2 separate regions of the Homo sapiens genome follow, and region 1 is linked to region 2. The links are chromatin contacts, found by Hi-C or POLR2A ChIA-PET in ENCODE. All regions are on one chromosome and are shown on one strand. Each heading gives the region's core, a stretch centred on a gene start or an enhancer-like site at or near the end of the contact. The rest is flanking DNA. Distances are from core to core; before and after follow the strand shown. Region 1 overlaps ST3GAL2 (ST3 beta-galactoside alpha-2,3-sialyltransferase 2). Region 2 holds the start of DDX19A-DT (DDX19A divergent transcript).

Region 1 (3,517 bases), core at 171-2,670, 33 kb after region 2:
TGGGCGAGAGTGAGAATCAGTCTCAAAAAAAAAAAATCGGCCAGGCACACTGGCTCACGCCTGTAATCCCAGCACTTTGGGAGGCCGAGGCGGGCAGATCACCTGAGGTCTGGAGTTCAAGACTAGCCTGACCAACATGGAGAAAACCCGTCTCTACTAAAAATATAAAATTATCCGGGAGTGGTGGTGCATGCCTGTAATCCCAGCTACTCCCTACTCTCCTGAGGCAGAAGAATCGCTTGAACCCAGGAGGTGGAGGTTGGGATGAGCCGACATCGGGCCATTGCACTCCAGCCTGGGTAACAGAACAAGACTCTGTCTCAATAAATAAATAAATTAAATAAATAAAAATGCGGGTTGCCTGTGGCATGGTGGAAATTGGGCTGTGGAGGCAGGGCTGTGCCAGAGGGGAAAACCTGACTTAGATGCACTTCCCTGAGAGGTGGGGACAGCCCAGCCTGTGGCCACCCAAATGTATCGGAGCCTGATGGATACCTGGAGACATCATGTTGACAGAGGCCAAAGTGGTTACAGGACAGCCACTGCGAGGAGCTGCTACCAGGAATCCTCTCCAATGAACTCCTCTCCTGGAGGAAACTCAAGAGGCGACAACGAGCTGATTTTTAACCAAAATGCTTGTACCCGCTCAGATTTCAGTGTCTTGGAGCGCAGAGTCCAGGAATGAGGTGCCTCCTGTATAGGTGGGGGAGGGTATCTGGGAGTCATCTCGCCCCTCCCATATCCCCCAACGTTCTCAGCCATTATCAGTCACAGCTATCCTACCAGACCCGCCTTCTTCCATCATGCCCATTTCAGAACAATGAAGGACTAGACAGTTTTTTGTTCCTTTTAATTCAGAAAGGGAAGGAAATAAAAAAGTGTGTTTAAATTACTATTGCAGAAAATCTGGCTGGATGCTGGGACCTACCTCTTCCAGGATGGGGATTCATGATTTAATTTTTTTGAGACAGGGTCTTGCTCTGTCGCCCAGGCTGGAGTGCAGTGGCACAATCTCGGCTCACTGCAACCTTCGCCTCCTCGGTTCAAGGGATTCTCCTGCCTCAGCCTTCCAAGTAGCTGGGATTACAGGTGCGCACCACTGCGCCTGGCTAATTTTTGTATTTTTTTTTTTTTTTGGTAGAGACGAGGTTTCACCATATTGGCCAGGCTGGTCTCGAACTCCTGACCTTAAGTATTAAGTAATCCGCCCGCCTTGGCCTCCCAAAGTGCTGGGATGACAGGTGTGAGCCACCGTACCTGGCGGGATTCATGATTTAAAGCAAAAGAAAAAAAAGAAATAAATTATTCTGCTCAATACTGTTTGGCATAATTGCATTGCTTTTCATCAACACTCAAAACAGCCTCTTCAGGAAGCACTGAGATGGGAGTGGCAAGACTGGCTGAGGCCTAGCTCTCTAAAACGGTGGGGGAGGGGGGAGCGCCCTGAGAGAGGCATTCTACTAACCCCACCCCAATCACCCCTATTTTTACTCTTTCTACTTTCGGAATTGGAAAGAACGACACTCGAGCTAGGTTCCAATATATTAACTTTCAGGGGCCCACTGCCCATCCCAACCCTCCCCTAACAAAGTCCCCTGCCGGTCCCTGTTCCCTCAGCCAGCTGCAGGAACCTACCAACGGCCAGGAAGCTGCCTGGTGGTGTCAACTAAGAAAAGGGGGAGCATCTGCGCCGTCACTGTTGGGGAGGGGGCTCTATTAGTGGTTTGAGAGCTTCACAGAAGCCTTCCCCCTCCTAAACCTCCCCAGCTTCGAAGGGGGAGAATTCCACCAGCAGCCCCGTCAGGGACCTAAGCTGGGTTCAGCCATGCAAGCAGCTTCCAGGTGGAACCCCGGCCGCGAGCTTCCCAGCCCTTCTAGAGCGGGAGATGGAGAGCAGGGTGGAGGCAGGCGGCTTGCGGCGCGCAAGTCTCCTCTTCCCCGGCCGGCTCCCGGCTGCGAGCTCTGCCAGCTCAGAATTTGCAAAGAATCTGCGGTTTGGCCACCCACGGCAGCTTCAGCTTAACCAAAGAATGAGCCCCAGGCAAAGTTACCCCCAGGCAAGAGGCGATGGGTGGAGGAGGAGGTACATGCAGCGGGCAGCCGGGCCCATAGCCAGCCTCCTTCCGCCGTGCAGCCCCCTCCCCAGGGGCCAGAGCCGGCCGAAGACTGGGGGTAGGGACGGAGTCGGGGGACGGGATTTTTTTCCAGAGCAACAGGTAGGCTGGTGAGGAGGCCTCCGGCCCAGGGAGAGGCGCTGAGAAGGCTGCGGGTGAACGGGAGGGTCGAGGGCACACGTGAGTGACAGCACCTTGCACTGAAGGGGACAGGGCTTCCTCGAGCTCTGCCCTGTCCCCTCCACCTGTCCGGAGTTCGGCCCGGGAGCACCCCACCCCGCAGAGGGCGCCACTCCCGGCTTCCTGGAGACGCAGGAAGCCCTGGGGGCGCAGCCATCCCACAGCGCGGCCGAGGTGGGACTGGGGGTCCCGCAGCGACCGCTTTTCTTTGGTGGGTCTGCACGCACCTATCCGGGCAGGCGGGGAAAGGGGCCGGGCGGCCACCTATCTCCTGAGGCCCGCAAAGACCGCCCGCTCTCCTCCAGGTCTGGCCAGCTACTAAGACGATCCTCCGCCCGAGGCTGACGGAAGTGCTTCGCCGAGGCCCGCGCCATGCTCTCCTCCTCAGAAAGCGTGAAAGAAAACCCTAACCCAAAGCATGAGGGAGTGGGGATTGAGCGGCCGCTGGCCCGCCCCCGAAGGCCATTGATTGGAGGAGACTGGACACAGCGCCGGAAGTTTTCCTTGAGTCACATGATTGGCTGGGAGAAACAGAAGCTCCGCCCGACCGCAGCGCAGATTGGTGCCAGGCCCGGCCGGTCCCCCAGTCTCGTGATTGGCGGGGCACAGCAGACGCCCCTGGGCTGCAGCATGATTGGTCGCGGGTTGCTGGTCCTGGGTCCCGGGCCGGAGCCCCGGTGCCCGATAGATGGGCCGGAAGGGTCGCGGCGAGGCCCGGCTCAGTTGCCCCGGTAGACTTCGATCTTGCTGGCCTTGGCCAGCATGTCGATGATGTGGGCCTCGAAGTCCGCGTCGTGCACGCCAGTCTTCCGGAACTCGCCCGCGTACCGGTTGTTCTCCCAGTAGTGGTGCCAGTTGCCCCGGCTGTCGGCCCCGAACCCGTACACGTTCACCTGCGGGGAAGCGCAGCGGAGCGTCACCCCAGGCGGGGACCTGGAGGATGGCGCGGGGCGGGCTCGGGATGACAGGGAGGAGAGGGGACGGGAGGCCCCGGGGAGATGCAGGAGCCCCCAGGCCTGGCCTAAGGACATGGACTCACATGGGGACACCACCTTCCCTTTGCAGCCCTTGCAAATTCCTCCTTTTTTTTTTTTTTTTTTTTAATGGAGTACTTTGATCAGCACCACTCAGTGAAGCACTTGCCGGGCCTCAGCCCTGCTCTTCATTGCAAGGCAGCCCTGGCCACTGGTGGAACGGGTTCTCTGAACGACTGAGTTCCATTT
Region 2 (3,502 bases), core at 417-2,916:
TAAATGCACAAGTTCTCACACAAAAATTAGCCAGGGGTGGTGGCGAAGTGCTATATTCCCAGCTGCTGGGGAGCTGAGGTGCGAGGATCACTTGAGTCTGGGAGATCAAGGCTGCAGTGAGCTGTGAACGTGCCACTGCATTCCAGCCTAGGTGACAGAGCAAGACCCTGTCACAAAAAACAAACAAAAACAGTTATTCTTCCTTGGGAACTGCTTATAAAAAAGAAAAAGCAGGTCAGCACTGTGGCTCACACCTGTAATCCCAGCACTTTGGGCGGCCCAGGCAGGCAGATCCTTGAGCTCAGGAGTTCAAGGCCAGCCTAGCCAACGTGGTGAAACTCCATCTCTACTAAAAATACAAACATTATCTGGGCGTGGTGGCGTGTGCCTGTAATCCCAGCTACTTGGGAGGCTGAGGCAGGAGAACCGCTTGAATCCAGGAAGCAGAGGTTGCAGTGAGCCAAGACCCGGCCACTGCACTCCAGCCTGGGTGATATCTGTAAATAATGGTTCCATGAGTTTAGAAATACAAAGTAGCATGACTTAACAAATTTACACATCTATGTAACCAGGTCCCAATCAAGATACAGAATAATTCTATCACCCAGGAAGTTCTCTTGTGTCTGGACCAAACATCCTTCTCCACAGGTAAGCTCTGTTAGTTTTTATCAGCATAGATTTTATTTGTCCTATTCTTGAATCTCATATAAATAGATTATACATTATGTATTTGGTGGTCCTTCAACATAATGGCCAGGTGTGGTGGCTCATGCCTGTAATCCCAACACTTTGAGAGGCCAAGGCAGGAGGATCTCTGGAGTTAGCAGGAGATCAAAAGCAGCCTGAGCAATATAATGAAGACTTCCGTCTCTGCAAAAAGTTTAAAAACTAGCCAGGAGTGGTGGTGCGGGCCTGTGGGCCCAGCTACCTGGGAGGCTGAGGTGGGAGGTCAAGGGTGCAGTGAGCCGAGATCACACCACTGCATTCCAGCCTGGGCGACACAATGAGACCCTGACTCAAAAAAGAAACGAAAAAACGCATTGTGTGTTGTGTTTATTGGATGGTGGAATTATGGGGTTTACGGGTCTTCTGTTGCGTTTTGGTTTTTGTTTTCTTACCTGTTATCGCGTTCCTAACAGTAGAAATTGGCATCATATAGTATTCTCATGGAACTTTCCTTTGTTCAAAGCCCTACAGTTCAGAGACTTACACATTTAATGTGAGATATGACAGGCTTAAAAAGAAACGTTGGGGGCCGGGCGCGGTGGCTCACGCCTGTAATCCCAACACTTTGGGAGGCTGAGGCGGGAGGATCACAAGGTCAGCAGTTCGAGATCAGCCTGGCCAACATGGTGAAACCCCATCTCTACTAAAAATACAAAAATTAGCCGGGCGTGGTGGCGGGCACCTGTAATCCCAGCTACTCGGGAGGCTGAGGTAGAATAGCTTGAACACGGAGGCGGAGGTTGCAGTGAGTCGAGATCCCGCCACGGCACTCCAGCCTGGGACAGAGCGAGACTCCGTCTCGAAAAAAAATAATAAAATAAATAATAAAATAAATAAAATAAAATAAACGTTGGCTTATTTCAGTGTGAAGTAAGGCAATAAACGGAGGGCTAACAGTTCCACTTCGTAGAGCTCAGACATTTTAAGAAGCGAGGAGGCCGCGTCCTGGAAGGGTGAGCAAAAAGCGCGAGGTTTGCGCACGAAGGGAAAGGCGAGGCCCGAGGAGAGACCTGGCGCCGCGCAGAATGATGATGTCGCACGCTGGGTGGGAACTGACGTCACCTGTGCTCACCGCCGCTTCCGGTCCGCGTGAGGTGCATTCTCGCGCCGGTGGCGAGGTTAGGGCCCGCGTTGCGACGTGGTGCAGCGCATATTTTCACAAGTGGGTCTCCCTTGTCCGGGACTATGGCCACCGACTCGTGGGCCCTGGCGGTGGACGAGCAGGAAGCGGCTGTCAAGTCGGTCAGTAGCTCAGCTCCTGGCGAGGAGGACGTAGCAGGGGCCCAAGCGAAACCTCCCAAAAGCACAGGGAGCTCCCCGGGTTGGGGAGGCCCCTGGGCAACGCGCTCCTGCAGTTTGCTAGGGCAGTCACTTGCCCTTGATTTGCTCTTAGAGCTAAAGAGACCAATGTCGAGCTTTTTATCTCCATCTGGGCTGGTTAAGGACTTCATCCTTTGGTAAATCCGCCCCACTATGCATGCTGTCATTCCTCTATTGACCTCCTCGGTGACGATTATAAGGAAAGCCAAGTTTAGATTCTGATTCTCTTTTTCATTACGCGACTGTTCTTCGCATGTTTCTGTACTACTCTGTATTTAACATTTCTTAGATCCATGCTTAACGTGGTTGGTAGTTTGTAGCTCTTTGCAGAATAACAGATTGACTTTTGGATTTAATACCTCAATCTACTGCAGATGTTGGAAGGAGGCACTACAAATTGTTTCATTGATGTGTAAAGTAACGGTTTCATGTACTTGTTCTTTCAGTAATGAATATTCATTCAACTGGAATGTAATTACAGCATACACTGTGGCTTTCTGTTCTTATATCTAAGACCTAAACTTTAGGTTTGTTTAGTGATAATGGACTGTCTTTTTTTTTGTTGTAGTTGTTTCTCTTTTGAGGCAGAGTTTTGCTCTTGTTGCCCAGGCTGGAGTGCAATGGCGCCATCTCGGCTCACCGCAACCTCCGCCTCCCGGGTTCAAGCGATTCTCCTGCCTCAGTCTCCCGAGTAGCTGGGATTACAGGCATGCGCCACCACGCCCGGCTAATTTTGTATTTTTTGTAGAGACGGGGTTTCTCCATGTTGGTCAGGCTGGTCTCGAACTCCCGACCTCAAGTGATCCGCCCACCTCGGCCTCCCAAAGTGCTGGGATTACAGCCGTGAGTCACCGCGCCCAGCCGGTATGGGGATTTTTGAGAGGGCTATTGACAGAATTAGACAAGGCTGGCAAGGATTTATTGAACTACAGAGAACAGAATATGTTAGAAGTGATGGCTAATAGAAATATCAGTGTAGAAGTTATTCTGATAGCCCCGAGATAGAGGGCCTATGTTGGGCAGTGGAAGTGAAAATTAAGGGATGGGTATAAGATATGAAGGTAGAATGGGTAGGACTTGCTAACATAATAAAGGAGAGAAGGGAGATAAAGCCAAAGGTTTCTGTTTTCAACCTGGATCCTATTGGTACTACTAACGTCCCAATAACAGGAATAGGAAAGTGGGAGGAAGGGCAGATTTGATAGAATGGTGAAGGCAGCCGGGCATGATGGCACCCACCTGTGATCCCAGCACTTTGGGAGGCCGAGGCGGGCAGATCACTCGAGGTCAAGAGTTTGATACCAGCCTGGCCAACATAGTGAAACCCTGTCTCTACTAAAAATACAAAAGTTAGCCAGGCGTGGTAGTCGTCCCCTGTTAATACCAGCTACTCAGGAGGCTGAGGCATGAGAATTGCTTGAACCTGGGAGGTGGAGGTTGCAGTGAGCCAAAATTA

Evidence for each region. Hi-C counts contacts between places; a loop is a spot of excess contacts on that map. ChIA-PET counts read pairs that join two places held with the same protein, here RNA polymerase II (POLR2A). Pooled maps may share reads with other maps.
Region 1: a map of CD8-positive, alpha-beta T cell shows a loop between it and region 2 (18-fold over the local background). The contact joins the enhancer-like site here to the promoter of DDX19A-DT in region 2. A Hi-C loop is called at or near these places in 13 of 168 maps with a recorded cell type or tissue (B cell, CD14-positive monocyte, CD4-positive, alpha-beta T cell and 7 more), 16 of 37 single-sample maps with no recorded cell type and 26 of 50 pooled maps. POLR2A ChIA-PET finds 5 or more read pairs at or near these places in 37 of 52 experiments (A549, AG04449, B cell and 27 more).

The regions. Positions count from the first base shown.
Region 1 is chr16:70,378,676-70,382,192 of GRCh38, forward strand. ST3GAL2 (ST3 beta-galactoside alpha-2,3-sialyltransferase 2) reads right to left here. Exons shown (of 7, transcript NM_006927.4): 7 at 1-3,187. The coding sequence ends at 3,014. Among named protein-coding and RNA genes, the nearest start is that of DDX19A, 34 kb to the left of the region's middle. RefSeq lists enhancers at 2,587-2,756, 2,787-2,846. Within about 2 kb of position 1,421, at least 39 of the 41 ENCODE cell types and tissues checked have a DNase peak (open chromatin) inside an H3K27ac peak, as active enhancers do; they include B cell, CD14-positive monocyte, CD4-positive, alpha-beta T cell and 7 more, where a contact is called at or near this core.
Region 2 is chr16:70,345,081-70,348,582 of GRCh38, forward strand. It overlaps DDX19A-DT (DDX19A divergent transcript), which reads right to left and starts at 1,667. Exons shown (of 5, transcript NR_039997.1): 1 at 1,119-1,667. It overlaps DDX19A (DEAD-box helicase 19A), which reads left to right and starts at 1,823. Exons shown (of 12, transcript NM_018332.5): 1 at 1,823-1,968. The coding sequence starts at 1,912. RefSeq lists enhancers at 823-1,441, 1,442-2,059, 1,578-2,067.